Regions from separate parts of the Homo sapiens genome. Here regions 1, 2, 3 and 4 are each linked to region 5. A link is a contact called in ENCODE Hi-C or POLR2A ChIA-PET data. All regions are on one chromosome and are shown on one strand. Each heading gives the region's core, a stretch centred on a gene start or an enhancer-like site at or near the end of the contact. The rest is flanking DNA. Distances are from core to core; before and after follow the strand shown. Region 1 holds the start of VPS45 (vacuolar protein sorting 45 homolog). Region 2 holds the start of PLEKHO1 (pleckstrin homology domain containing O1). Region 3 holds the start of CIART (circadian associated repressor of transcription). Region 4 holds the start of PRPF3 (pre-mRNA processing factor 3). Region 5 holds the start of MCL1 (MCL1 apoptosis regulator, BCL2 family member).

Region 1 (4,874 bases), core at 357-2,856, 510 kb after region 5:
AGTGACAAATGGCCAAAGAACTTTTAATCAGTGCAAGAAAAAAAAAACAAGGAACAGGAATGAGCATGTAGAATTGCTCATTCCAACAGTAGCCTAGCTGGCTATAGAGGAGAAGCAGACCTAGGACATAGGAAGGCTGGATACACATGGGCAGATCAAACCAACAAAGTAGGGCTTTAATGGCTGGGCTAAATATAGATTTAATCATGGAAGTAACATCAAGCCACCACAGGTTCCTGAGCATAAATGTGAATAAAGTGGCAAAGATTCAAGACACTCATAGCTGTATATAAAATTAAGTGTTGATGGTGTTCAATGTGACAGATACGGAGGTTAATCCAGGAATAAAGTAATGTGGGTCTCCGTTAAGAGTAGTTCATTAGTGGCAATGGGAATGGCTGTGAACCTAAAAAACATCTTGAAGGAAGAACTGGCTGTAAGGGGTCAACTGAAATATGGAAACAAAACAAGAAAAATGAAGGTTATAACACTGATGAACCAGGATAATTATGATGCCACAAATTATGATAATACAAATTTATTTTGCCTTCTTAATGCTTTCAGATCAGAGTGTTCTGCATCTGCCTGGGCAGATGGAAGCTCAGTTTATGCAGTACCTTTGTAGGTCGAAGAAAACAAATTGCCTTCAGGTGTTTCATGATCTCTCGATTTTGAGAATCAATGCGTTCAAAGAGGTACACTTCCTTCTGTAGAATCTCCGATTGTGTGTATACCATACTCACTATGCCAGTCTGTAAAAACAAAAGATTAACTAAAAGTATGCTAGTCTAGAATAATAAAAACAAGTAGCACATCTAACCCTCTTTTTTCATTAATACTTAGCTGGATAACTTAAATAGTAATATACGGAAAACATTTACTGAACATCCAAACAGGTAGGTAACATACGAGAATGAAAAATACGCTCTATCCTTTCAGCTGAAGCTTCAAGATTAAAAACAAAAAACATGGTCTCTTTGAACAGGAACAATCCATAAGTTTCCAAAAATATTTTTTTCTATCACCTTAAAGAGTTTTGTTTTCTGGTCTGTGGCCAACAAATAATCTGTCATTTCAGCTTGAGCTCCAACAGCTTTACTTTAAAAACACAATGTTGAGTGGAAACAGTAGGCCCATCCCAAAGCCTTCCAAGTGCTCTGACATATTAATGATTTCTTGGCGGGGACATTTAGAAAAGGATTTCTGATTCCAATAAATTGTTCCGGGTAGAAGTAGTCTCTAGGCAGTGGCTGGAGCCATGTAGACTGAAAACCCACCGGGCAAGCTTTATATAAACAACTTTTCAATTCCACACAAACCGACCCTCATTTTCGTATGTTTAATTAAATGCTAAGTCCTACAGTGGAATGGGACGAGCAATTGTAAGGTTGAGAGGGTTCCTTCACAAATGCTGAGCAAAAGCAAACTCACCGTCTCTTTATCCATGAGAAGTACTTTCATACCAGGCCCGCTGTCCTCTATCATTTTGGAAATGTACTGCTTCACAGCAAAAACCACGTTCATGGCGGCGAATTGACAAGTACCCTACAGCCCTTCCCGCCCCCTTTTCTGGCTAAATTAACCCCCAGTCTGTTGGCCGGGTCTCAGCTGCTTCCTCCCAGCCGGGATTCGGCTTCCGGGAGTCCGGGCAGCCACGGTGCTGGGAGTTGTAGTTCCGCTGGAGTGTACAGGGGACCAAGCCTACCCCGGGGATGGAAAAATCCGGCTGAGACGGCCTGGGCCGCTGCCACGCGCGGGCGTTATTCTCCACCCACCTGCGGCCTGAAGATGCCTGAGGCCCGGACTCTCAGACCCCTATTGCCCTTTGGTGCTGGAGGCCCAGCGGCAGCCTGAAGCCCAAGAGAGTGGAGCCTCGCGAAATGAGGAACCTGGCACAAGGTTTGCTTGGAAGCAGGAACGACGGAGTGTGGCTACGTGCCCTATTTGCCATTAACGCTTTCTTGCATGGCAGTGAGAGATGAGGGCAAGGGAGGTGGCATAATGCTCCCGGCCGCTTGGGACTCGGAGAGACGGCATTTAATAAATCACACGCGGTATTTGCGAAACAGTGGTCGAGATTCGTCTTCCCGGGTTCATTGCGTCATTAATAGGCGGGAACAGTGCCCCTGTGTTGAGGCTGCAGAGGCCCTAATTGGTTTTCCCAAGACAGAGGGGCATATGAGATTGAACAAATATTTGTTGAATGAATGAACAAAGGGAACGCCTTTTAGGGATGTTTCTGGGGGAAAGGCCTGAGGTTCTCCAGGAGGGTCTGCAGCTAGGGTCGGCCGTGGGGGCTCGCAGCCCGCGGGACCACCGGACCTGCAAGCGTCCCCCTGCCCCGCCCCCGCCTCGGCGCTCTGAGCAATTGGACTCTGCCAGCTCTAACTCCGGCGGGACTCTGAAACTCAGGCAAGAGCCGAGGTGACTGGGTCCTTTGAAATGGGTAGGGGACACGTATCCGGTAGAACTAAAACTAGCGTGGGGATTTGAAGCCAAAACTCTCAAGTTTTTACTGAATCTTAAAACCATCAACTTCCAAATGTCTGCATTTGTCTTTACACCACACAGGTCTCCCCTCTATCATGGCATTTGTCGAAAAGGAGGGTAGATGTTTGTTTTTCGCACCTTTACTTTGGGGAATTGTAAAATCAGGAAGATAATAAGAAACAATTGTTAGAAATCAGTAACTAAAAATGCTTATGAATATTTCCACCAAAATAATGACCAGTGTTTGTGAGGTCAATAGATTCAGGATTACCAAATAAATTCTTTCATTATATTTTAAGAAGTACACAGTTAAAATAGACCAATAGCACTTTAACATTAATCAGCTTAAGATTATGCAATATTATATATAATTCTCAAATCCCTTAAGGGAGATCAGAAACTACTGAAATATAAGAGATTTTTGTCACCTCTGAAATTGTGAAGAATATGTTTTTTTTCTTTCAGCTTTTCTACCAAGTAAATAAAGCTTCCCTTTAGGCATTTTACTAATTTTTAGATGTGTTTTGAAAGAAAAGTCTTAAGTTATATATTAAAGTGAAAATGTGAATCTTTAAATGGATACAAGAAATGTTATATGAACATTCCATTCTTATCAATTTAAATGTTCGTATCTTACAGAAAACATGGAAACAACGCTAATGAAAATCCTGTAAATCCTGTAAATTACTGATATTTGAAAATTCACTGCCAATCTCCTATGTCACTTGGTTTTTATTTTTCTTACCTATAATTTAGATTGCAGTATAGAAGATTTTTCCCCATTTTCTGTGCTTTTTTAAGAAAGAAGGAGATAAAGACTTGTCTATGAAATTCGTGCCTTTTTAAACAATAGTCAGTCTGTAAGCAATAGATGGAAAGAATCTTTATCCTTTTGATGATTTATACTTGGGCACATAACTTTTTGAGGGACGAGGAAAATACCTACTTGACACTTACTAACTCATTCCATTTCACATAAAATTTCATTGATGTCAGTGGCAGTGATATTTTATACATTGAGCGATAAGATATGGAACATAAACATTTTGAACAAAATAATTATTACATATTTAAAGGGTGCTGTGATGGTCCTGAAGTTAGACAGCATCCTTCCTTCCTGAAGAAAACCACACAAGCCATTTTAAATGTCTCCAAATTAAGAACTTCTTTTGTATCCCCATACCTCTAAAAATAGAACTGAAACCAATGATAAAATCCAAGCTCTTGCTTTGTGACTCATCCAGGATAAACCCAGTTACTTGTTTTGTTGCAGGCAAGTGACAGCAAATCCAGAATATGAAGTGCCTACTTATTTTTAATTTAGGGTATAAGTAAACTATAATAACAAGAAATATTTTCAATAGTAAAGACATTAAATTTAAAAAATAAATCATGACATCCTTCAAATATGAATGACTACATTAACTTAAAATCTTCAACTTGAAAAATTTGTTTTCACTGGGTCCAAGAAATCAGTGCTTTAAGGATAGAAAACAGGAAGTCAAAAAATGCAGTATTGGTCAGGCACGTGGCTTACTCCTGTAATCCCAACACTTTGGAAGGCCAAGGCGAGGCCAATCGTTTGAGTCCAGAAGTTCAAGACCAGCTTAGACAATATGATGAAACTCTGTCTGTACAAAAAAATACAAAAAATTAGTTGGGCATGGTGGCCAGCGCCTCCAGTCCCAGCTACTTGGGAGGCTGAGATGGGAGGATCACCTGAGCCCAGGAGGTTGAGGTTACAGTGTGCCACTGCACTGCAGCCTGGGTGACAGAGTGAGACCTGTCTCCAAAAAAAAAAGCACTATTTACATTTGTACATTTTATTTAGGCTTGTAAATATGTAAGTTAAATAATCAGGAATGATTATCTAAATAATTAAATGTACTTCAGCTTTCTCCATGTATACTATTTAGAGGTTTAACTGCCCATTTTGTGTTTAATCAAAATCATGATTTTCCCCCACCAGAGCTCAAGGCTTCAACACAAAACAAAGAATATGTAAATAAGCTTCAGCATAATTATAATAACAATATGGCCAACTCAGTTATTTTAGATTATTAATTCTCTATTTACTATAATCCTTGTTGCTTCATGTTAACACTTCTCTCATAAGCCATGGATAGGAAGGAAGTAAAGATGAAATTCAATGAAACTGAAGTTAATTAGATTTCCTACTTGATAACAATTGAAAAAAATATTTGCATAAAGAATGGCAGTATTGGCCAGGCACAGTGGTTCATGCCTGTAATCCTAGCACTTTGGGAGGCTAAGTCAGGAGGATTGCTTGAGCCCAGGAATTTGAGACCAACCTGGGCAACATAGCTAAACCTTGTCTCTACACAAAATTTAAAAATTAGCTAGGTGTAGCGGGTACATCTGTG
Region 2 (5,110 bases), core at 804-3,303, 430 kb after region 5:
AGTCTTCCAGGCTATACTGACTGCCTTTGGACAGTCACAGAGGCAGGGAATGGAATGACTTCTAACCACTGTAGGGGCAATTCTGATTTCTCCACATTAGTACACGTTATTGATCCCAAGACTTAGGGAAAAAAGGGAGATGGGTCTGGATTCAATTATCATAGCTCAGGTCTTGACACAGTGTAGACTGTGGTTTTCATGGTTAACTACACAGCCAAAGCTATCCAAAGACATACAGGGGTTCTTAACTCCATTTCTCTCCCTTCTGATACAAATGGAGGGGTGGGCAGGAAGTGGGTAGAAAATGGGTTCCTTGCCTTTTTTAAATGGGGTGGGGGTGGGGAACAGAGAGCATACTGGTTAGGGACACTGGCTTCAACGAAAATAACTGCCACTCACACACCCGAGGTCACAGGGGCCTGACGGCGGGGTGCGTGTTTTCTGTGATTCAGGGCGGATGCGCCACGGACAGGACCTGTGCACGCTCCTGCCACAGACAGGAAAGGGGAGGCTGGCTGGGTTAAGGTGGGGGGACAGGAAGGGGTGGCGAATAGGCTAAACTGTTTCAGCAGAAATAGAAAAGAAATCCTATATGCAGGAGGCCAGGTTAGGGTGGGAGGCAGCAAGGGACACTTAGAACTTCTGGGGCATCTTGGGAGGGGCTTATCGTTGTTAGAAAGGTATTTGCAAACAAAAAAACACTGAGTAAGCGGCCAACTCAACTTCTAATTCTCACTCTGGTCTTCTCATTAAAGGGTGGCCTTTCTCTGCAGATGAGATGGGGGTAGAGAGGAGACCACTGAACTTGCCTTTGGAACAAAACGGGGGTGGAGTAAGCTAGGCGAGCCCTTGGGGAGTGACAAAGTGGGGGCTATGAGAAAACGGAGAGTTAGAGGCAAGAGGCACCCACCTCCTTCTCAGAGATGTAGAGCTGGTCCCCTTTCAGCACCACATAGCGGTTTTTCCAAATCTCCCTGAAAATCCCTTTCCCGCAGAATTTCCGGACCCAGCCGACCTTCTCGGGCGGTGCAGGCTGCTGGTTTCCATCCTGAGGTCCCTGCCCCAGGACAAGATGAGAAGCGGGCGGTTAGGAGATTCCAGCCGGCGCTTCCTCTCCGTCCGTCTCTCACGACCGCCTCGGCGGCCCAGTCTCCTCCGAAGGCTGCGGCCGGGGGGCGGGGGGCCGCCCCAGGTTCGCTCCCACTTCGGAAAGGTTTTCACTCCGAGGAACTCCCCCCGCTCCCCTCCCCCGCTCCCGAATAAACAACCGGGGCTGCAAGTGGCAGGGGCGCCGGCCGGGCGCGGAGAGGCTCCCAGGTTCCCTCCAGGCCCTGCGCCCCCGCCGCCCCGTCCTCGCCGCGCGGGGACTAACGGCGTTTCTCTGGTTTTCTCTCCCATTGTCTCCTCGCCACGGCGGAGCGCGAGGCAAACGCTCGCCCGGCGCCCGGGGGCGGGGGAGGTGCGGGTCGTGGGGAAACTCAGCCAAGTTGAAGCCCCCCGAGGCGAGTAAACAAACAAAAGCCCCCGCGGGCGCCTGGCGGGGCCGAGGCCGAGGGGACCGGGCCGCCGGGGCGGGGGCGCGGCCGGGCCGTGGGTCTCCCAGGCCGCCGCGGCGCCGACGGAGCGGGGGTCGTCAGAGCGCGGAGGCGGCGGCGGCCGCAGGGCGGGCAAGCGCACTCACCCGCTTGGCGGAATTGTTCTTCTTCATCATTCCCAGCGGGCGCGGGCGCGGGGCGGCGAGCCGAGGGGCGGCCCCGCGTCGGGGCCTCGGCGGCACCGCGGGGGCTCCTTCCCCGCGGGAGGGCGTCGGAGCTGCCCCGGCGCCGCCGCTCCTCCCTCGCGCCCTCCCGCTCCCGGACTCTCCCCTTCTTTGTAGCTCCGGTTTCACTCAAGGCCGGCCTCCCTCGCATTCGCACTCGCACACACACGCACGCCCGCTCCCCGCCCCTTGGCGCCCTCCATCCCGGCGCCCACGCGGCCCGGGTCCCCGAGCGCACCCCCGCCACCCGCCCGCCCGGCCCAGCGCGGCCGCTCCCCCGGCCCGGTGCGCTGTGGGCGGCCCAGTCCGCACCCCGCAGCTCCATCCGCGGGCCGCTGACGTTGCGAGTTCAGAATAAAGGGCGAATCGCGGAGCCGCAGCTCGGGCGCTCCCCCCGCCCCCCCGCCTTTGTTTCTGACTCACGGAGGGGGAAGAAGGCGGCTTCGAAGCGGCTGGAGACCGCTCCCCAGGGGGCAGGGACCCTCGCTCCGGCGGCGGCTCGGGCGACACGCGGAGCCCGAGAGACCCGGCCGCCGGCCGCCCCGGGGCCCAGTGGGCGGGCGCGGTGGATAATGGAGAGACGTGCGGATTCGTGAAGACTGGAGATCGCCAGCCTCTACAGCATCGCCTTACCCGACCAAAAACAAAAACGAGAGCGGGAACCGGGAGGGCGCGCCACCCACAACCCGCATCAGGAATTCACGCTCCTAGGTGCTAGGGTGGCCTGGGCAGGTCAGATGCTGGGGGAAAGTTTTATGCTCCGGAGGGGATCGACGTGTTGGGGGATGGGGTGGGACAGAAGTTGCTATTAATACACGTTTCTTCCAGCGTACAATGCCTCAGGCCTTATTGTAGCTTCAGGAGAATAATCCTAAGGATGAGGCGGATTTTATGATCTCCATCTCACAGGGAGAAAACGGAGACTCAGAATAGCTGAGGGATTTGCAGACACAGTGTCGATGCTGGCTTTTCAGACACAGTGTCAATGCTGGCAGGAATAGAACTCTGTCTCCAAACCATTATCCTTTCTACCAAGTGGCTTTCAATATAAGTTCCAGGTGAGGCTTAAACTTCCTGCCACCTGGGTATCTTTTCCCGCTATACTGATAGGTAAAAACCCCACCCTCTCTACAGCGCTGGAGCCCAGTGGAGGGAAGGGCTGAACGCCCAGAGAATGCCCTGACTAGAGAAGCCTCTGCTGATCCCTCCTACAGCAGATCTGCCTCAGAGCCTCCAGGACACATCTTAGTAACTTCATGTCTTTTTAATATATATACGTGTGATGGAAAAGGGGAGTGAGAAACCCCGCGCTTGGGTACTGGTTTCATCACCACTCTGGGCTTTGGTCAAGTCACTGAATTTCTTTAGGCCCGCGTCCCTCCACGTATTAAGTGGTGAGGGATGAACTGCCATTTTTATCAACAAGGAAAGCTAGGGGAAGATATGAGATGACCTCTGAGAGTCCTTTGAAGATATGTGTTGTCTTCCAGGGCTAATTTTGAAATCATAATAAGCTAATAAACACATTGCCTGGCATATGGCAAGCATGCAGTAACCACAAAATGAATAAAAATCCCTGGCACTGAGGAGCAGGGAAAAGGAAAAATCATTTTTCCAGAGATGTCTCAAGATAAAAGTGTTGGCTAGATTTGTGGTTTGAATAGTGGAGGCTCTTTTGACTTTTTCTGGTGTCTGTCAAATGAAGGAGGGGCTCCCTCTCTTTTCCAGTTCCACCTTTCCTCCTAATCCAATGATATTCCTCTCAACTTCTTTCCATTCACCATACCAATTAATTCCACGATTTTAGACTGACACAGAACTTTATCCTTTCAAAATGCTCTTATATGTCATTTCTTTACACTTTTAATGCCACCTTGTAAGGTATATAGAGTATTAATATTTCCATTTGGAAAATGAGGAAACAGGGCATGCCAGATAAACTGACTTGCCCAAGTTTATACATCAAGTTACTGGCTAAATGGATTAGAATCCAGGCTTCCTGACTGCAGTCTCCTCTTCAGATTTTGTAACCCCCTCCCATGGGCATGAGTGTGCACACACCACGTTCCCCAAACCATCTTGTCCCCTTTCCACCGTCTCTATTTTCTAACCCCCTGTTTAAAGAGCGATGAAAAAATAATGAGCAAATCCAGGGTGTCTTCATATGTGAGGATGCAAAATGTCCAAATGTACTGGTGAGCAAATAGCCTGCACGATTTTTTGAGGGCTTGCTGGACAAACACACAGGAGTGGTTTAGAGTTATCATTTAAATAGATTCTGATTTATGGGAAAAAAGTAATTCATCATTTGCCCCATCTTCCTCCTTTCCCAGTAGTTTCTATCAGTCAACAAATATTGGGCTGCGTGTGGTGGCTCACGCCTGTAATCCCAGCACTTTGGGAGGCCGAGGCGGGTGGATCATTTGAGGTCAGAAGTTCAAGACCAGCCTGACCAACATGTCGAAACCCCATATCTACTAAATACAAAAAAAAATTAGCTGGGTGTGGTGGCACACGCCTGTAATCCCAGCTACTTGGGAGGCTGAGGCAGGAGAATAGCTCGAACCTGGGAGGCAGAGGTTGCAGTGAGCCGAGATTGCACCACTGCACTCCAGCCTGGGCAACAGAGTGAAACTCCGTCTCAAAAATAGATACATAGATAGATAAATAAGTATTTGAGTGTCTCCTATATGCAAGGTCCAGGGTTCCTTTCGTGCCTCATCAGATAGGTGCCAGAGCATTGTGAAACATTAGGCAGAGGGGCTAATGAAAAAGAAAAACCGTCTAAAGTAATTTTCAGATTCCACAGCAGATGCATGTGGGCTGCAGAACCTTCCCTGCCTGTCTGCTCTCTTAAGATGTTACATAAATCTCTGGTGTCCTCTCTTTCTCTCTGCCCTGCTCCATCCTGTGATCCTGCCCCTACTTTCGTTCACCTGTTCTCCCTTTGTCCTGTCACTCACCCCTTTCCACTTCCCCTGGCCTATTCTTGAAGCTGGTTTGTCTCACCAGGTGAACCTCATGGCACCTGAATTGGGATGTAGGTGGGACTGTTTTCCAAAGACCAATGCTAAAGTGAGAAATCTGAGAACGTATGTGTTCCTATACACATTTTTATAGCGCTGTCTCCTCAGCGCTCCTCAGTGAGCTTGACACTACACGCACATAAACCACAGAAATCACTCTCAGCCAGTTTCTGTCTGTGGTGAAGATAAGACACTGGGAGGACCTCATGATGGGGGTACCTCTCTAACAACATCTGAGGATAAGACGCGACTGCTAGTAGCTGTATTCTATAACGGAATATTTTATAACTTCACTAAAGGGAGAAAGAAGGGAACTATTAGAGAT
Region 3 (5,502 bases), core at 1,579-4,078, 300 kb after region 5:
GTATTTTTAGTAAAGACGGGGTTTCACCATCTTGGCCAGGCTGGTCTCGAACTCCTGACCTCATGATCCACCCGCCTTGGCCTCTCAAAGTGCTGGGATTACAGGTGTGAGCCACCGCTCCCGGCTGAAAATAGGTCACTTCTATACCAGGTCTAAGAATCTATCAACACTGCTGCTATTGGTGCCCCCCTCCCCTACTTCCAGTGAGGTACCTCTTATGACCAGTCCTTGAAACCCAGTGTAGACTCAAAAACTGTCAAAGGGTTTGGCACAAGGATACGTGGGCAGAAATGAAAAGAAGGAGAAGGGAAGGGTTTGGGGGCAGTAGGGAAAAAAGAGTTTGCAGAGAGAAGCTGAGGTGTATTCCCGCATGAATCATTTGGCCAGGTAAAAAGCCTTTTGTATCTACGCAGAAAGCAGATAAGCTGTGGCATGAGGGATAGGATTAAACTTCATGGAGTTCCTCCCAGTGATTCAAACAAAACAACAACAACAACAACAACAACAAAACATGTAGGAATCAAGACAATGCAGAAAGTTTAGGAATTTCCTTCCCTGAAAAGAAACTTGAAGAAAAGACTCAAAAGAAAATGGCAAAAGGGGCCATTTCTGCATGCACATTTCATTTTCTTGGCTATTTTCCCACCTCTTCCTCGTGTTCTTAAGTTCTTACCTTGGTCAGCTGATGCTTGCCACCACCCAATGATGACTTCTGGGCAGCTATTTGTGGAAACCAAGTCTTTAACATCCCTTCTACCTGTAGCAAGGTTCCTAGGTAACGTTCCCTGTGAAAATGACGTTGCTTTAAAAAACCAGCAACAGGATTGGAGAAATCTCCTTTTTATGAAGACCCAAGCAAAGAACCAGCGGGACTTACCCCATCTGTGGCTTCTGCAAAACACCTACAATACGCTGGATCCTGTCCATTGCCACACTCTGCTGAAAACTGCTTAATCCTGGGGACAGGGACAGAGAGAGATTAAGGATTGAGATTCAAGCATGTAGTCAGGTAAAGGAAGAACAGAAGGGGGTTAAAATTGATTGATCTAAAAAAATTAAGTCGGGCCAGGCAAGGTGGCTTACGCCTGTAATCCCAGCACTTTGGGAGGCTGAGGTGGGTGGATCACCTGAGGTCAGGAGTTTGAGACCAGCCTGGCCAACATAGCGAAACCCCATCTCTACTAAAAATAACAAAAATTAGCTGGGCATGGTGGTGGGCGCCTGTAATCCCAGCGACTGGGGAGGCTGAGGCAGGAGAATCGCTTGAACCCAGGAGGTGGAAGTTGCAGTGAGCCGAGATCGCGCCATTGCACTCCAGCCTGGGCAACAAGAGCAAAACTCCGTCTCAAAATAATAATAATAATAATAATAATAATAAAGTCATAGTAGCAAAAAAGGAGTAATATAGGCCCCAAACAAGAACTTCAGAGAAATACACGTCAAAAGAGGGAAAGAGAAAGAGAAATGAACCTAGCCCAAATGAATGCAACAATAAGATTACCTCTCTCAAAACGACCCATCTTCAGCCCATTGAGTAGGTCTGTGAGAGGAGGTATAAATCCTTGGAGTTCTTTACACTGTAGGAAAATAGGACAAAGGCTGTAAGAAGACAAAAAACTGCCCACACCAGCAGTGGCTCTTCCTTCACCTCCAAATCTGGGAGTCAATACTGTCCTCACAGGGTCCTTATCAACCAGCTGGGTGCTAAGGCACTCCAGGAGAATCTCCTTTCACCTGCTTTCTCTTACCTTCTGGGCAAACAGCAGGTCTCCCTCTGTGGTACAACCTTGGGTGTTTAGACTGGTCTCCAGTTCACCATCTCTTGATCTTTTCGCCCCAGATCCTGCCATAGGAGAAGCCGAACCCCGCTGTTTCGGATGAGATGGTGTATGCTGGTTACCGGAAACCTTCGATCGATGCCTGCAGCGGATAGGACCCGGGCTGGGCCGTGAACCTCCCCTCTGCCCAACAGTGTCTGGCCTGGGCCCATGGGCCCCCTTGTCCTCCCTCTCACTATCAGAGGGGAAGCCAAAGTCACTGTTCACTGGGGAGGTGGGAAAAGACGAAGAGAGAGAGTAGGAGGAATAGGAAGAAACGCTAGATGGAGAATCCATAGGTCCAGAAGCAGGGGCTATAGAACAGCTCCTGGAGTACCCAAAGATCGGAACCTGCAACTGAAGAGCAAAGCGAGGGAGTTTGAAACCAGAGTTTAAGGATTAGGAAATGAACTGGGAGATTGGGGTGTACTGCGTGGGATAATACTTGTTCTCCCCCTCCCCAATATTACCGGTCTCAAACACAATAGAAAAAGACATTTCTACCCCCACCCCCGCCCATTAAGAGCTTGGGATTCCCTCTCTGGCCGCCGCAGAGCAGCTCTCGGTCTGACGCGGCCTCCGTTCTTTTCTTCCCTCAGTTCAGAGTAAATACCGACTTGAAAGACACCTTCCCCTCCGCCCGTTGTTCGCCAGGGCTATTCGCCAGCCTGAGTCCGCAGCAAGCCTCTCCACCTGAGGCCATGCCACCCACAAGCAGTCAATCTGGGCACGCGAACCCACCTGGTGATCCTACGGGAACCGCCCCCATAGAGACTGGCCTCCTGCCCTCTCCCAATCTTTCAAGATCAGGATCCCTGCGCCGGTCTCTCTGGGCTCGCACCTGCCACGTGATGCAAACCCTCCCAATACCAAGATCTGCATTCAGCCCCCAAATCCACTCCCAAATACTCCCTAACAGCTCGCTTTGTCCTCCGAATCTCCTTACCTGTTGTCAGCCGGCTCAGCCCTGGCTCGGTTTCCAGCTCCTTCGCCGTCTCTCCGGGTCTATCTACCCACCTCCGCCTCTCTCAGTGGGCCCCGCCCCTTCCCCCCCCTCCCAGACACGTGCGGCCCGGCACGTGCCTCCCCCTGCTTACACAGATCTCGCGCCCTCATTGGTTGTGTCGCCGGTAACACGTGACTCTAGTTACTGAAGTCCATAGCCCATTTGCTACAGTACAAAGGGGCTCAGCCAGTAGAGAGGCAGCCAGGTGATGATTGGCTGTAAGGGAAGCATTCCGTGCTCCTCCCCTACATGCGGCTGCTGGAGAGGACCCGGTGATGAGAAAAGGAGGAGGATGGAAAAAGAGTGGAAAAGAAGGGAGGGGAGGAAAAGGGCGGAGCCCGTGGCCTTAAATAGGATGGTGATGCGCCAGAGATGCGCGGTTTGAGTGTTCAGAGATTGGTTGTGCTACTGAAGGCGGCGGACGTGGGACCCCCGGTTCCGTCTCGGGAAGTAACTCATCTGCCCCCTCTTTGAACACCTCCGCTCACGAGCGCAGCACGTGGAAACCGTCAGTGATTTGTGTCTGCAACGTGTGTGAGAGAATGGAGGTGTGTGACACGGTATATTCTCCTGCTCTCGGCGGCCCAGCCCTCGTGACTCTCCGGTCTCTGTTTCACCTCCCCCACCCCTTTCTCCTCCAAGTTGGGTGCCTCCTGCCCTGCTGGGTGAGGAGGGTGGGGATTGCAACCGAGAACACCGCGTCCTTTCTGGCTCCCGCTGGGGCGGCTCCTCCATCCCTTTTCTTACATAACCTACCACGCACGTTACCAGCTCAGATGCCAGCCCGCCACGACGCTAGAGGTCAAAACGAAACTCAGTTTTTCCTGACTTTTTTATCCAGGCTTCTCGGGCCCGGCGTCCTAAATTATCTGATTCCAAGCACGGGGAACAGAATGGGGTAGGTCCCTGATCTCCTAGGTTATGGTTTTGTCCAGCTTCAGTCCCTTCATTTGTCCGCTGGAGAAGATTCGAAAGACTTTGAAGGAGGGGAGGGAGGCAAGTCCAGAGTTTAGAGAGTCTCAGAAGTAACTGGGACGTTACTATTGTCGTTGCGCCTTGCATTTTGAGAGTACAATGGAGAGGAGAGCAGGGCCCAAGGACTGTGAGCTGGTTGAAGATAGGACGTCGGAGAGACCGCAAGGGGGCAGCCCAATTCTAATTAGGGTCCCGAGGATAGCGAATTAAAAAAAAATTTAAGTGAGTTTGTCCCTGCCATAATTACCAACTGCAAAAGGCACATTGTTGGACAGAGGTGTGGGTAGGGGTGGGTAGGTGTGAATATTTTAAGTCTATTCTAAGTAGTTTTTGATATTTTACCTTATGTTTTAACAATGTGCTTATTCTTATAAAAAGAAAAAAAGATTCTAAAACCTCAACCTCGTTTCCCCAAGCACACTGTTTCAACACCATACTTAATAAAATAAAACAAGAGAATTACCAATATGGACTGTGAATAAACCTGTTGTCTGTGGGTGCCCTTCTCCAGTCTTCTCCAAACTGCAGGTTTATTCAGTCCATAATGCCCTCTAATTCAATTGTCACCCACCTCCCCTTCCAATCTACGCTTGCTGCCTCTAAATCCTGGCGCTCTCTTTAGTTGTGACTTTAGAACAGACTCATGAAGGAGTAGATGGTAACCAGATTATTTCACTTATTATTTATTTTATCTTCCAATTTCCTCTTGCCAGACTCCCATCCAAAGAGTCATAGCAGCCTTCTTCCACCTAAAAAAGCAGAGAAAGAAAGAAAATAAAAGGAGTCAGGAGACCCGAGAAACCCCTTCATGCCCCCCACACTCTATGGAAACTCCCCAGATATTCTGAGCTGGGATTGCTCTGTGATAGCTCCTGGGAAAGATGTGTGTGTACCCCTCTCCTCCACAGTCCTTTCACCTCCTGCTGAATCTCTCTATGATCAATGGTTATTTAGCATCCCAATTTAAAAATTCTTTTCCTATAATACGGCTTTCTCTTCCCTTCTCTCCCACCGCCCTGCCATACATCAGAGAACCGCCATCCGTTCTGCCTCTGAACTTTGCCTCTTGACTCTACCAGGTTGTAAGACCCACCCACTTTGCCCTCTGGCATTCGCCATGACTTGAAACGTGGCCAGGCTGGAACTAGCTTTGATTGTTCAGACATTTTGGAAGCTTGGAGAAGTATTCCCCCAACCCCATCATCTATCTGCTCTAGGAGATCCTGAAGTCCTCTTAGTTCAGAAAAAGTAATGACTCATCACAAAAGTCTGCCTCAGCATCTCCTAAACTTCTTTAAGACTGAATAAGAAGATTTTTCTAAATGTGATCCCTCTTCTTTCATTTTACTTGTTATTTTTTGAGACAGTCTCACTGTGTTGCCCAGTGGCAACAGTACAGTGGCCAGATCATGGCTCACTGCAGCCTCCAATTCTTGGGCTTAAGGGATCCTTCCACCCCATCCCCCCCAATAGCTGGGACTGCAGGCCTGTGCTACCACACCCAACTAATTTTTATTTTTAATTTTTTTAACGTCTTGTAGAGGAGTTCTTATTTATTTATTTTTAATTTTTTTGTAGAGACAAGGTCTGTTGCTCAGCCTGGACTTAAACTATGTTGCTCAGCCTGGTCTGGAACTCCTGGGCTCAAGCGATCCTCCCACGTCACCATCCCAAAGTGCTGGGATTATAGGGATGAGCCTAAAT
Region 4 (4,794 bases), core at 1,505-4,004, 260 kb after region 5:
TTGCAAACCTAGTAACACTAAAACAGAACTAAAAAAGCCCATCCAGAGGCCAGCTTTTCCATTCTTCCTACTTCCAGGCAGGCATTCCCTAACCCAACCCTGACTTATGTAGGATTCCCTTCTTTTAAGGTATGCAAGTAAAAGAGGGTTTATCCAGGTCAGTCATCTTAGATATTAAATTAAATCTCATGATCTTTAAGAATGTTCTGGCCGGGCGCGGTGGCTCACGCCTGTAATCCCAGCACTTTGGGAGGCTGAGGCAGGTGGATCACGAGGTCAGGAGTTCAAGACCAGCCTGGCCAAGATGGTGAAACCCCATCTCTACTAAAAACTACAAAAAAATTTAGCTGGGCATGGTGGCAGGCGCCTGTAATCCCAGCTACTCGGGAGGCTGAGACAAGAGAATCACTTGAACCCAGGCAGCAGAGGTTGCAGTGAGCCAAGATCGCGCCACTGCACTCCAGCCTGGGCAACAGAGTAAGACTCCGTCTCAAAAAAAAAAAAAAAGAATGTTCTGTCACATTTCTCTGTGGTCATATTCATCCCAGTGGGAATTCTGCATACAGGTAATTATCATGTTCAATCTACAGGGTCTCCATCAGCTGACTTGATGATCCTTCAGCTCAGAAAAGAATACCCTCATTTTTATTTTGAGACAGAGTCTCACTCCGTCGCCCAGGCTGGAGTGCAGTGGCGTAATCTTGGTTCACTGCAACCTCCATCTCCTGGGTTCACTTGATTCTCCTGCCTCAGCCTCCCAAGTAGCTGGGACTACAGGCATGCACCACCACGCCTGGCCAATTTCGTAGTTTTAATAAAGACACGGTTTCACCATATCGGCCAGGTAATGCCTTACCTCAAGTGATCTGCCCACCTTGACCTCCGAAAGTTCTGGGATTACAGGCGTGACCCACTGCACCTGTCTCTACTAAAAATACAAAAATTAGCCAGGTGAGGTGGTGGGCACCTGTAATCCCAGCTACTTATGAGGCAGAGGCAGGAAAATCACTTGAACCCAGGAGGCGGAGGTTGCGGTGAGCCAAAATCATGTGCACTCCAGCCTGAGCGACAGAGTGAAACTGTGTCTCCAAAAAAAAAAAAAAAAAAAAAAAAGCCAGGTGCGGTGGCTCACGCCTGTAATCCCAACACTTTGGGAGGCCAAGGCGGGTGGATTATCTGACGTCAGGAGTTCGAGACCAGCCTGGCCAACATGGTGAAACCGCATCCCTATTAAAAATACAAATATTAGCTGGGCGTGGTGACCTGCACCTGTAATCCCAGCTACTCTGGAGGCTGAGACAGGAGAATCCCTTGAACATGGAAGGCGGAGGTTGCAGTGAGCCGAGATCGCACCACTGCACTCCAGCCTGGGCGACAGAGCAAGACTCCGTCCCGGGGAAAAAAAAAAAAGGTGTCTAAATGGGAGTCAATAAATTGACTGACCTCAATTTCCAAGCTCAGCTATTCCCAGCAGTGCCACTTATCAAAGATCTGGGAATCATCTTTCAAGATGTTTTAAGACATCTTTTCTCCAAAAAATCCAGTCTGATTAACTTCTACATTCTTGGTAAGTTTAGCCTCTATACTAGAGTCTATAAGACTTGATGCCAAATAGACTCACTTTTGGTATATCCAAAGGAAGCTAGTAGATTGAAGTGATGAAACTAAGACTGAAAGATTTTCTGCCTCAGTGACAAGTTACGTGAGTAATTCTATGGTGGTTCTATTACCCCACAATGAGTAGACATACAGCGTACCAATTTCTACATATTACACATGTATTGCACAAAAGCGGCATATCCAGATGCCATAGAAAGTGAAAACAAGAGTTCACACAGAAACAGTTGGGACACTGAGCCCCACCATTTACAAGCCCTTGGGCAAGTTAAGTAATTCTTTGGAGCCACAGTTTACCATCTTACAAAATGAGTACTGCCATATTTACATCCTAATTCATTCAATAAATATTTATTGAGTAACTACTAAGTGTCAAGCAATGTACTAGGTGCGGTGGATACATAAAACAGTGAGCAAAACTAACAAGAGTCCTCACCTTAACGGGTCTTATATTCCACTAGAATTGAATGATAGGCTAGAAAGTATAAGCAATTTGAAAGCCCAAAGCAATAAATGAGGTGCCACTGTTACCTCCATAAGATGACGTGCAAACTAAACAGCCAATGGATAAAAAAGTTTCAAACGGTAATTAGCCTTGTCACTAATCAAATGCTCAACAATAACTGCGAGGTGCGGGGGTAGTGGGGGTGCGGAAGGAAAGCGAGGTACAATGATCTCTCCTCTCAATGAGCAGGCAGCAGAATCCAAATCCAGTCTTCAGAAGGAATTCCTTACTCCGTGCTCTTGTTTGCTACAACCTGAGTTTCCCTCTGCAGCCCCCCACTCCCCCGCTAATCTTCATTTTTACTCTCTCCGTCACTCCAACCAGTCTCTTACTCTACCTTGTTCTACCTAAACTCCTCACCCCAGAGCTGGTCTCCCAACCCGGTCTCCTTCCCGCCCCCGCCCTTTTCCTCTCAACAATCTCATTCCAACCTCTTCTCCCACCAAACCAGGTACTCCTTTCACACTCCTTCCCGCTGAACCCTCCCGCTTCGGTCCTCCCCTTGGACTGAGTCCCCGGCCACAGTGGCGCGGACTGGAATTACCCTCTGTGGGCCCGGGGCCACTACTCACCTCACAAACTTCAGCCCCTGAGACGGAGCCCGAACGTTACACCGGAACCGGAAACCTTCTGACCGCCCTACGGCGTGCCGTCGCTACCGCCACCGCCGCCGCCACGCCGCTGTCTCCCAACACGTGACCAAGGAGGGCCGGGCCGCCAATTCGCGCAGCCGTATTTGCCACTTTCTTGGAGGCTGAACGCATGCGTCGCAGAACCGAAAAGTTTCCCTGAGCAATTTCCTTGCTTTCTATTTCCCAGGCTAAACCTATTAGCTAGATTTCTGCCAAGGTTTTTTTTTTAGCTTTTTTTTTGAGACGGAGTCTCGCTCTGTCGCCCAGGTTGGAGTGCAGTGACGCGATCTCGGCTCACTGCGAGCTCCGCCTCCCGGGTTCACGCCATTCTCCTGCCTCAGCCTCCCGAGTAGCTGGGACTACAGGCGCCCGCCACCACGCCCGGCTGATTTTTTGTATTTTTAGTAGAGCCGGGGTTTCACCGTGTTAGCCAGGATGGTCTCGATCTCCTGGCCTCGTGATCCGCCCGCCTCAGCCTTCCAAAGTGCTGGGATTACAGGCGTGAGCCACCGCGCCCGGCCGATTTCTGCCAAGTTAATGTCTTTAACTTCCTGAAGCGGAAATTGGGCTACTTGCTGTTTTCCTCATATGGAGAATAAGTGCGCAAAAGTAAACTTAGGCTAGAATGAAGAGCGAGGCTTCTGCGTTTGTGTTCAAACACAGCCTTTCTGGTAGAAAGTAAACCCTTTCTCCCTAATTTAACAGTGGTGTCAGGCCGGGCGCCGTGGCTCACGCCTGTAATCCCAGCACTTTGGGCTCAATAAATGACAAGTGAGACCTACCAGTATTGTTTTCTCCATTCTATCAATAGGTCTATATATTAACTTCTCTCCAAAATGAGGCTCTAACCTACTGACCCTTTATTTTTTATTTTTATTTTTTATTTTTTGAGACGGAGTCTCGCTCTGTCGTCAGGCTGGAGTGCATTCGGCTCACTGAAACTTCCGCCTCCCGAGTAGATGGGACTACAGGCGCGCGACCACCACGTCCAGCTAACTTTTGTATTTTTAGTAGAGACGGGGTTTCACCATGTTGGCCAGGATGGTCTCCATCTCTTGACCGCGTGATCCGCCCACCTCGGCCTCCCAAAGTGCTGGGATTACAGGGTTGAACCACCGCGCCCGGCCCCTACTGACTCTTTAAATCGATGATTCATAACAACATGTGTGTGGACAAAGATAGTTTGGAAAAAGATTGTCCAGTATTATGACACAATTTCTTATATGAGAAATGGAAAAAATTCCATTATTTTTATATTATAAACTATCCAAACTAAAGTTCCAAAATGTCTTCTTGGTGGTAGGCTGACTAGAAGATGCAGTTGTTCTTCAGGGAGGTTATTCACATTCCCCAGATAGTAGGAGATTTTTGTATCTAAAGATAACAATGTACATACCAAGCCCCACCTTCCCTGATGGGGCAGCACGACATAACAGGATAAAGCCTGGCTCTGAAGGAACAAGTTGGGGGAGTTTGAACCTACTGCTCAACTTATTCACAAATCAGTTTCCCCACCTACAGCTTCTAACACCAATGTCTCACAAAATATTCACTCAAAAAGTCTGTTGAATGGGTTAATGAGTTTCAACATTGCAGGGTTGTTGTAAATTTATTTTGTTTTGGTGCTTCTAACAGTCTGCGTTCAATTCCCTATGGAGAAATGTGTTTCTAGAAACTGGTTTTAGGCCAGGTGTGGTGGCTTACGCCTGTAATCCCAACACTTTGGGAGGTCGAGGCGGGTGGATCACTTGAGGTCAGGAGTTTGAGACCAGTCTGCCGACATGGTGAAACCCCATCCCTACTAAAAAAAATGCAAAAATTAGCTGGGTGTGGTGGTGGGCACCTGTAATCCCAGCTACTCAGGAGGCCGAGGCAGGAGAATTGCTTGAACCCGGGAGGTGGAGGTTGCAGTGAGCCAAGATCGCGCCACTGCACTGCAGCCTGGGCGACAGAGGGAGACTCCATCTCGACAAAACAAAACTGATTTTATTTCCAATTTTTAGAATTGGATACATTTAAACTGTAGCTTTCCGGTTACTA
Region 5 (5,046 bases), core at 579-3,078:
ATAAAAAGTGAGCTTGCTCACCTTTCCTATGTCTCTCAGCACCTTGCTTTTGAATTTTAGCTATTATTTTTACAGATCTTTTAACAAAAAGGCTGCTTTAATTAACGTTAACTAACATACATGGCATATAAGAAGATCCTTGTTCTCAAGGGCTTTACAAACCTCTAGAGTCAAATGTGCCTTATTATCAGTACAAAAATAAATGGTGTCAGCTGGGTGCAGTGACTCACACCTGTAATCCCAGCACTTTAAGAGGCTGAGGCAGGTGGATCACCTGAGGCCAGGAGTTTGAGACCAGCCTGGCCAACATGGTGAAACCACATTGTCAGGCCTCTGAGCCCAAGCCAAGCCATCGCATCCCCTGTGACTTGCACGTATACATCCAGATGGCCTGAAGTAACTGAAGATCCACAAAAGAAGTAAAAATAGCCTTAACTGATGACATTCCACCATTGTGATTTGTTTCTGCCCCACCCGAACTGATCAATGTACTTTGTAATCTCCCCCACCCTTAAGAAGGTTCTTTGTAATTCTCCCCACCCTTGAGAATGTACTTTGTGAGATCCACCCCTGCCCACAAAACATTGCTCTCAACTTCACCACCTATCCCAAAACCTGTAAGAACTAATGATAATCCATCACCCTTTGCTGACTCTCTTTTCGGACTCAGCCCGCCTGCACCCAGGTGAAATAAACAGCCATGTTGCTCACACAAAGCCTGTTTGGTGGTGTCTTCACACAGACGCGCATGAAACACATCTCTACTAAAAATACAATAATCAGCTGGGCGAGGTGGCTCACAGCTGTAATCTCAGCACTTTGGGAGGCCGAGACAGGCAGGTCACTTGAGGCCATGAGTTCGAGACCAGCCTGGCCAACATCGTGAAAACCCCATCTCTACCAAAAATACAAAAACTAGCCAGATGTGGTGGCGCACGCCTGTAATCCCAGCTACTCGGGAGGCTGAGGTACCGAATCGTCTGAACGTGGGAAGTGGAGCTTGTAGTGAGCCGAGATCGCCCCACTGCACTCCAGCCTGGGCAACAGAGCTAGACTGTCTCAAAACAAACAAAAAATGGTGTCAAGACTCTCAGACGAGATTCTAATGGATTAAGGCCTATATGTAAATAGCACCAAAGACTATGGAACAGAGATGGGAGAAGCAAGCAGGGAGGCAGGAATAGTTTAGCTGTGGCAGTTTTAGCTTAGTCCACTTACATAAATGGTTCTTTAGGGTAGCACGTGGAGCATCCTCATTTCCAAACATTGGACTGAGAGTAGAGAGCTGTGCAAAATAACCACAAGTCCCCAACTATGCCCTCTTAATTATCCCTATCATCTAAGACTGTTGTTCCCATCCATCACTGAACTTCCCCGTCCTCTTCCTTCAACCCCTGTGTTAGTCAATGGTTGAAATTTTGATTTGGTAAAAAACCTCTGGCGAAAACCAGCAAAAAGGGCTCACAAATCAGGTCTCAGGGAAGCACAGAGGTAGCCACGAGAAGGCCCGAGGTGCTCATGGAAAGAGCTCGAGCCCAGGAGCTCTGGGAGGACCCCAGGCGCTCGGAGCCGCCGTTACGTAACCGGCACTCAGAGCCTCCGAAGACCGGAAGGCCCCGCTCAGGCCCCGGCTCAGGCCCCGGCCCCGGCCCCGGCCCCGGCCCCGCCCCGGCCCGGCCGGGCAGCTGGTAGGTGCCGTGCGCAACCCTCCGGAAGCTGCCGCCCCTTTCCCCTTTTATGGGAATACTTTTTTTAAAAAAAAAGAGTTCGCTGGCGCCACCCCGTAGGACTGGCCGCCCTAAAACCGTGATAAAGGAGCTGCTCGCCACTTCTCACTTCCGCTTCCTTCCAGTAAGGAGTCGGGGTCTTCCCCAGTTTTCTCAGCCAGGCGGCGGCGGCGACTGGCAATGTTTGGCCTCAAAAGAAACGCGGTAATCGGACTCAACCTCTACTGTGGGGGGGCCGGCTTGGGGGCCGGCAGCGGCGGCGCCACCCGCCCGGGAGGGCGACTTTTGGCTACGGAGAAGGAGGCCTCGGCCCGGCGAGAGATAGGGGGAGGGGAGGCCGGCGCGGTGATTGGCGGAAGCGCCGGCGCAAGCCCCCCGTCCACCCTCACGCCAGACTCCCGGAGGGTCGCGCGGCCGCCGCCCATTGGCGCCGAGGTCCCCGACGTCACCGCGACCCCCGCGAGGCTGCTTTTCTTCGCGCCCACCCGCCGCGCGGCGCCGCTTGAGGAGATGGAAGCCCCGGCCGCTGACGCCATCATGTCGCCCGAAGAGGAGCTGGACGGGTACGAGCCGGAGCCTCTCGGGAAGCGGCCGGCTGTCCTGCCGCTGCTGGAGTTGGTCGGGGAATCTGGTAATAACACCAGTACGGACGGGTCACTACCCTCGACGCCGCCGCCAGCAGAGGAGGAGGAGGACGAGTTGTACCGGCAGTCGCTGGAGATTATCTCTCGGTACCTTCGGGAGCAGGCCACCGGCGCCAAGGACACAAAGCCAATGGGCAGGTCTGGGGCCACCAGCAGGAAGGCGCTGGAGACCTTACGACGGGTTGGGGATGGCGTGCAGCGCAACCACGAGACGGCCTTCCAAGGTAAGGGGGTTCATTAATCGCCAAGGCCTCACTCCCTTTTTTCCATCTCTCCCCGGACTCACCCGCCAAGGGTGGGTTGGAAACCGAAACGAGTCAGTGTTGAAACGTGTCTCATCCTATTCCTGAAGCCAGAATATTCTGGCCATGAGTCATTGTTTCCGCCCATCTTGATTCTTTTGGAAATGGCAGCTCTTGTTCAAAGACCGGAAAGGGTGGGATGTCAATTTCAAGTGGGGTCAACCTGAGTTCTGTAAATCCCAGTAGCGATTTTCCCGCCGCGGGTGGGCAGGCGAATCTTGCGCCGGTTTAGACAAAGGAGGCCGTGAGGACCTGCATGCTTTTCTTTCTCAGGCATGCTTCGGAAACTGGACATCAAAAACGAAGACGATGTGAAATCGTTGTCTCGAGTGATGATCCATGTTTTCAGCGACGGCGTAACAAACTGGGGCAGGATTGTGACTCTCATTTCTTTTGGTGCCTTTGTGGCTAAACACTTGAAGACCATAAACCAAGAAAGCTGCATCGAACCATTAGCAGAAAGTATCACAGACGTTCTCGTAAGGACAAAACGGGACTGGCTAGTTAAACAAAGAGGCTGGGTAAGTTTGCCTTAAGGATGAAAGGGGCCTTGGAGTGGAAGTAGAATGAAGGATTTTTTTTAGAGAGGTGGGGATATCTAAAGGTTTTTATGACGCACGGCTGTTTGCAGGCTCTAACTAAAGGACCATTGTTTATTTGATGTTGATTTAAGTAGTGGATCCTTAGAGATAGTGGTATGGCGGTCTTGAATTGTATCAAAAATCTTGGTTTTCTCTAGGCAATTTTTTGTTCCAATTCAGTTGAATACTCTTCAGTGGATTCAAACCATGAAAAAATAAGTCACCAGGGGAGGATAGCTGAAATAATTCCTAAGGCGGTGCCTGTTTTAATGGAGAAGATATGGGGTGGAGCCTGCGTTTTAAACAAACCCAGATCTGATGCAGGATGTACTTAACTACGTTGAGAAAAACTGATCTGCGCAATTGAGGCGTTACTGAAATATTAGGTGGTGGAGATTTGAGAATAAGGGTTTTCGTCTTTTACCTCATGGGAACTCTGGAAGTCCTTTTGTTAGGATAAATCCTAATAAGACCAAGATAGTACTGTAAAATGAAGTTTAATTATCATGGGTCCCCGCTTAAGAAACTGAAGAACTTATTTTCTTTTTTTGCCCCGGGGTGAATAATAATTGGTTTACTATTGCTTTAGGGGGAAACCTTAGATATTTTAATTTACCTTCTCTCTGGATAGTAGTGTTGTAAGAGAGCAGAAACCCATACTTGAAAATGTGCTTTTCTTTTTTGTTTTCTAGGATGGGTTTGTGGAGTTCTTCCATGTAGAGGACCTAGAAGGTGGCATCAGGAATGTGCTGCTGGCTTTTGCAGGTGTTGCTGGAGTAGGAGCTGGTTTGGCATATCTAATAAGATAGCCTTACTGTAAGTGCAATAGTTGACTTTTAACCAACCACCACCACCACCAAAACCAGTTTATGCAGTTGGACTCCAAGCTGTAACTTCCTAGAGTTGCACCCTAGCAACCTAGCCAGAAAAGCAAGTGGCAAGAGGATTATGGCTAACAAGAATAAATACATGGGAAGAGTGCTCCCCATTGATTGAAGAGTCACTGTCTGAAAGAAGCAAAGTTCAGTTTCAGCAACAAACAAACTTTGTTTGGGAAGCTATGGAGGAGGACTTTTAGATTTAGTGAAGATGGTAGGGTGGAAAGACTTAATTTCCTTGTTGAGAACAGGAAAGTGGCCAGTAGCCAGGCAAGTCATAGAATTGATTACCCGCCGAATTCATTAATTTACTGTAGTGTTAAGAGAAGCACTAAGAATGCCAGTGACCTGTGTAAAAGTTACAAGTAATAGAACTATGACTGTAAGCCTCAGTACTGTACAAGGGAAGCTTTTCCTCTCTCTAATTAGCTTTCCCAGTATACTTCTTAGAAAGTCCAAGTGTTCAGGACTTTTATACCTGTTATACTTTGGCTTGGTTTCCATGATTCTTACTTTATTAGCCTAGTTTATCACCAATAATACTTGACGGAAGGCTCAGTAATTAGTTATGAATATGGATATCCTCAATTCTTAAGACAGCTTGTAAATGTATTTGTAAAAATTGTATATATTTTTACAGAAAGTCTATTTCTTTGAAACGAAGGAAGTATCGAATTTACATTAGTTTTTTTCATACCCTTTTGAACTTTGCAACTTCCGTAATTAGGAACCTGTTTCTTACAGCTTTTCTATGCTAAACTTTGTTCTGTTCAGTTCTAGAGTGTATACAGAACGAATTGATGTGTAACTGTATGCAGACTGGTTGTAGTGGAACAAATCTGATAACTATGCAGGTTTAAATTTTCTTATCTGATTTTGGTAAGTATTCCTTAGGTTTTTCTTTGAAAACCTGG

The links. Hi-C counts contacts between places; a loop is a spot of excess contacts on that map. ChIA-PET counts read pairs that join two places held with the same protein, here RNA polymerase II (POLR2A). Pooled maps may share reads with other maps.
Region 1: a pooled map shows a loop between it and region 5 (13-fold over the local background). The contact joins the promoter of VPS45 here to the promoter of MCL1 in region 5. A Hi-C loop is called at or near these places in 5 of 50 pooled maps. POLR2A ChIA-PET finds 5 or more read pairs at or near these places in 2 of 52 experiments (CD4-positive, alpha-beta T cell and naive thymus-derived CD4-positive, alpha-beta T cell).
Region 2: a loop to region 5 is called in a map with no recorded cell type, with 4 times the contacts of the local background. The contact joins the promoter of PLEKHO1 here to the promoter of MCL1 in region 5. A Hi-C loop is called at or near these places in 1 of 168 maps with a recorded cell type or tissue (sigmoid colon), 1 of 37 single-sample maps with no recorded cell type and 9 of 50 pooled maps. POLR2A ChIA-PET finds 5 or more read pairs at or near these places in 2 of 52 experiments (A673 and activated CD4-positive, alpha-beta T cell).
Region 3: a pooled map shows a loop between it and region 5 (4-fold over the local background). The contact joins the promoter of CIART here to the promoter of MCL1 in region 5. A Hi-C loop is called at or near these places in 1 of 168 maps with a recorded cell type or tissue (gastrocnemius medialis) and 8 of 50 pooled maps. POLR2A ChIA-PET finds 5 or more read pairs at or near these places in 3 of 52 experiments (PC-9, WTC11 and activated CD4-positive, alpha-beta T cell).
Region 4: a loop to region 5 is called in a pooled map, with 7 times the contacts of the local background. The contact joins the promoter of PRPF3 here to the promoter of MCL1 in region 5. A Hi-C loop is called at or near these places in 10 of 50 pooled maps. POLR2A ChIA-PET finds 5 or more read pairs at or near these places in 5 of 52 experiments (BJ, HCT116, HepG2 and 2 more).

What each region holds. Positions count from the first base shown.
Region 1 is chr1:150,064,508-150,069,381 of GRCh38, reverse strand. VPS45 (vacuolar protein sorting 45 homolog) reads right to left here and starts at 1,606. Exons shown (of 15, transcript NM_007259.5): 1 at 1,432-1,606; 2 at 618-752. The coding sequence starts at 1,524. It also overlaps a transcript of OTUD7B not described here. RefSeq lists an enhancer at 1,650-1,979 and a silencer at 2,190-2,429.
Region 2 is chr1:150,146,859-150,151,968 of GRCh38, reverse strand. PLEKHO1 (pleckstrin homology domain containing O1) reads right to left here and starts at 2,053. Exons shown (of 6, transcript NM_016274.6): 1 at 1,682-2,053; 2 at 911-1,057. The coding sequence starts at 1,711. RefSeq lists silencers at 1,746-1,825, 1,966-2,425 and an enhancer at 1,613-2,113.
Region 3 is chr1:150,279,880-150,285,381 of GRCh38, reverse strand. It overlaps CIART (circadian associated repressor of transcription), which reads right to left and starts at 2,828. Exons shown (of 5, transcript NM_144697.4): 1 at 1,749-2,828; 2 at 1,502-1,577; 3 at 878-956; 4 at 674-785. The coding sequence starts at 2,114. LOC124904414 reads left to right here and starts at 3,200. Exons shown (of 2, transcript XM_047438213.1): 1 at 3,200-3,721. The coding sequence starts at 3,366. C1orf54 (chromosome 1 open reading frame 54) reads right to left here. Exons shown (of 6, transcript NM_024579.4): 6 at 4,466-4,547. RefSeq lists enhancers at 2,146-3,087, 3,444-3,523, 2,562-3,762, 3,844-3,953, 4,790-5,084.
Region 4 is chr1:150,319,493-150,324,286 of GRCh38, reverse strand. It overlaps PRPF3 (pre-mRNA processing factor 3), which reads right to left and starts at 2,754. Exons shown (of 16, transcript NM_004698.4): 1 at 2,695-2,754. RefSeq lists enhancers at 2,656-2,705, 2,896-2,945, 3,075-3,640.
Region 5 is chr1:150,576,392-150,581,437 of GRCh38, reverse strand. It overlaps MCL1 (MCL1 apoptosis regulator, BCL2 family member), which reads left to right and starts at 1,828. Exons shown (of 3, transcript NM_021960.5): 1 at 1,828-2,595; 2 at 2,947-3,194; 3 at 3,947-5,046. The coding sequence starts at 1,908. The coding sequence ends at 4,063. It overlaps LOC107985203 (a long non-coding RNA gene), which reads right to left and starts at 1,608. Exons shown (of 3, transcript NR_186818.1): 1 at 1,219-1,608. RefSeq lists silencers at 1,518-1,857, 1,928-2,057 and enhancers at 1,631-1,925, 1,974-2,691, 2,692-3,410, 2,371-3,570.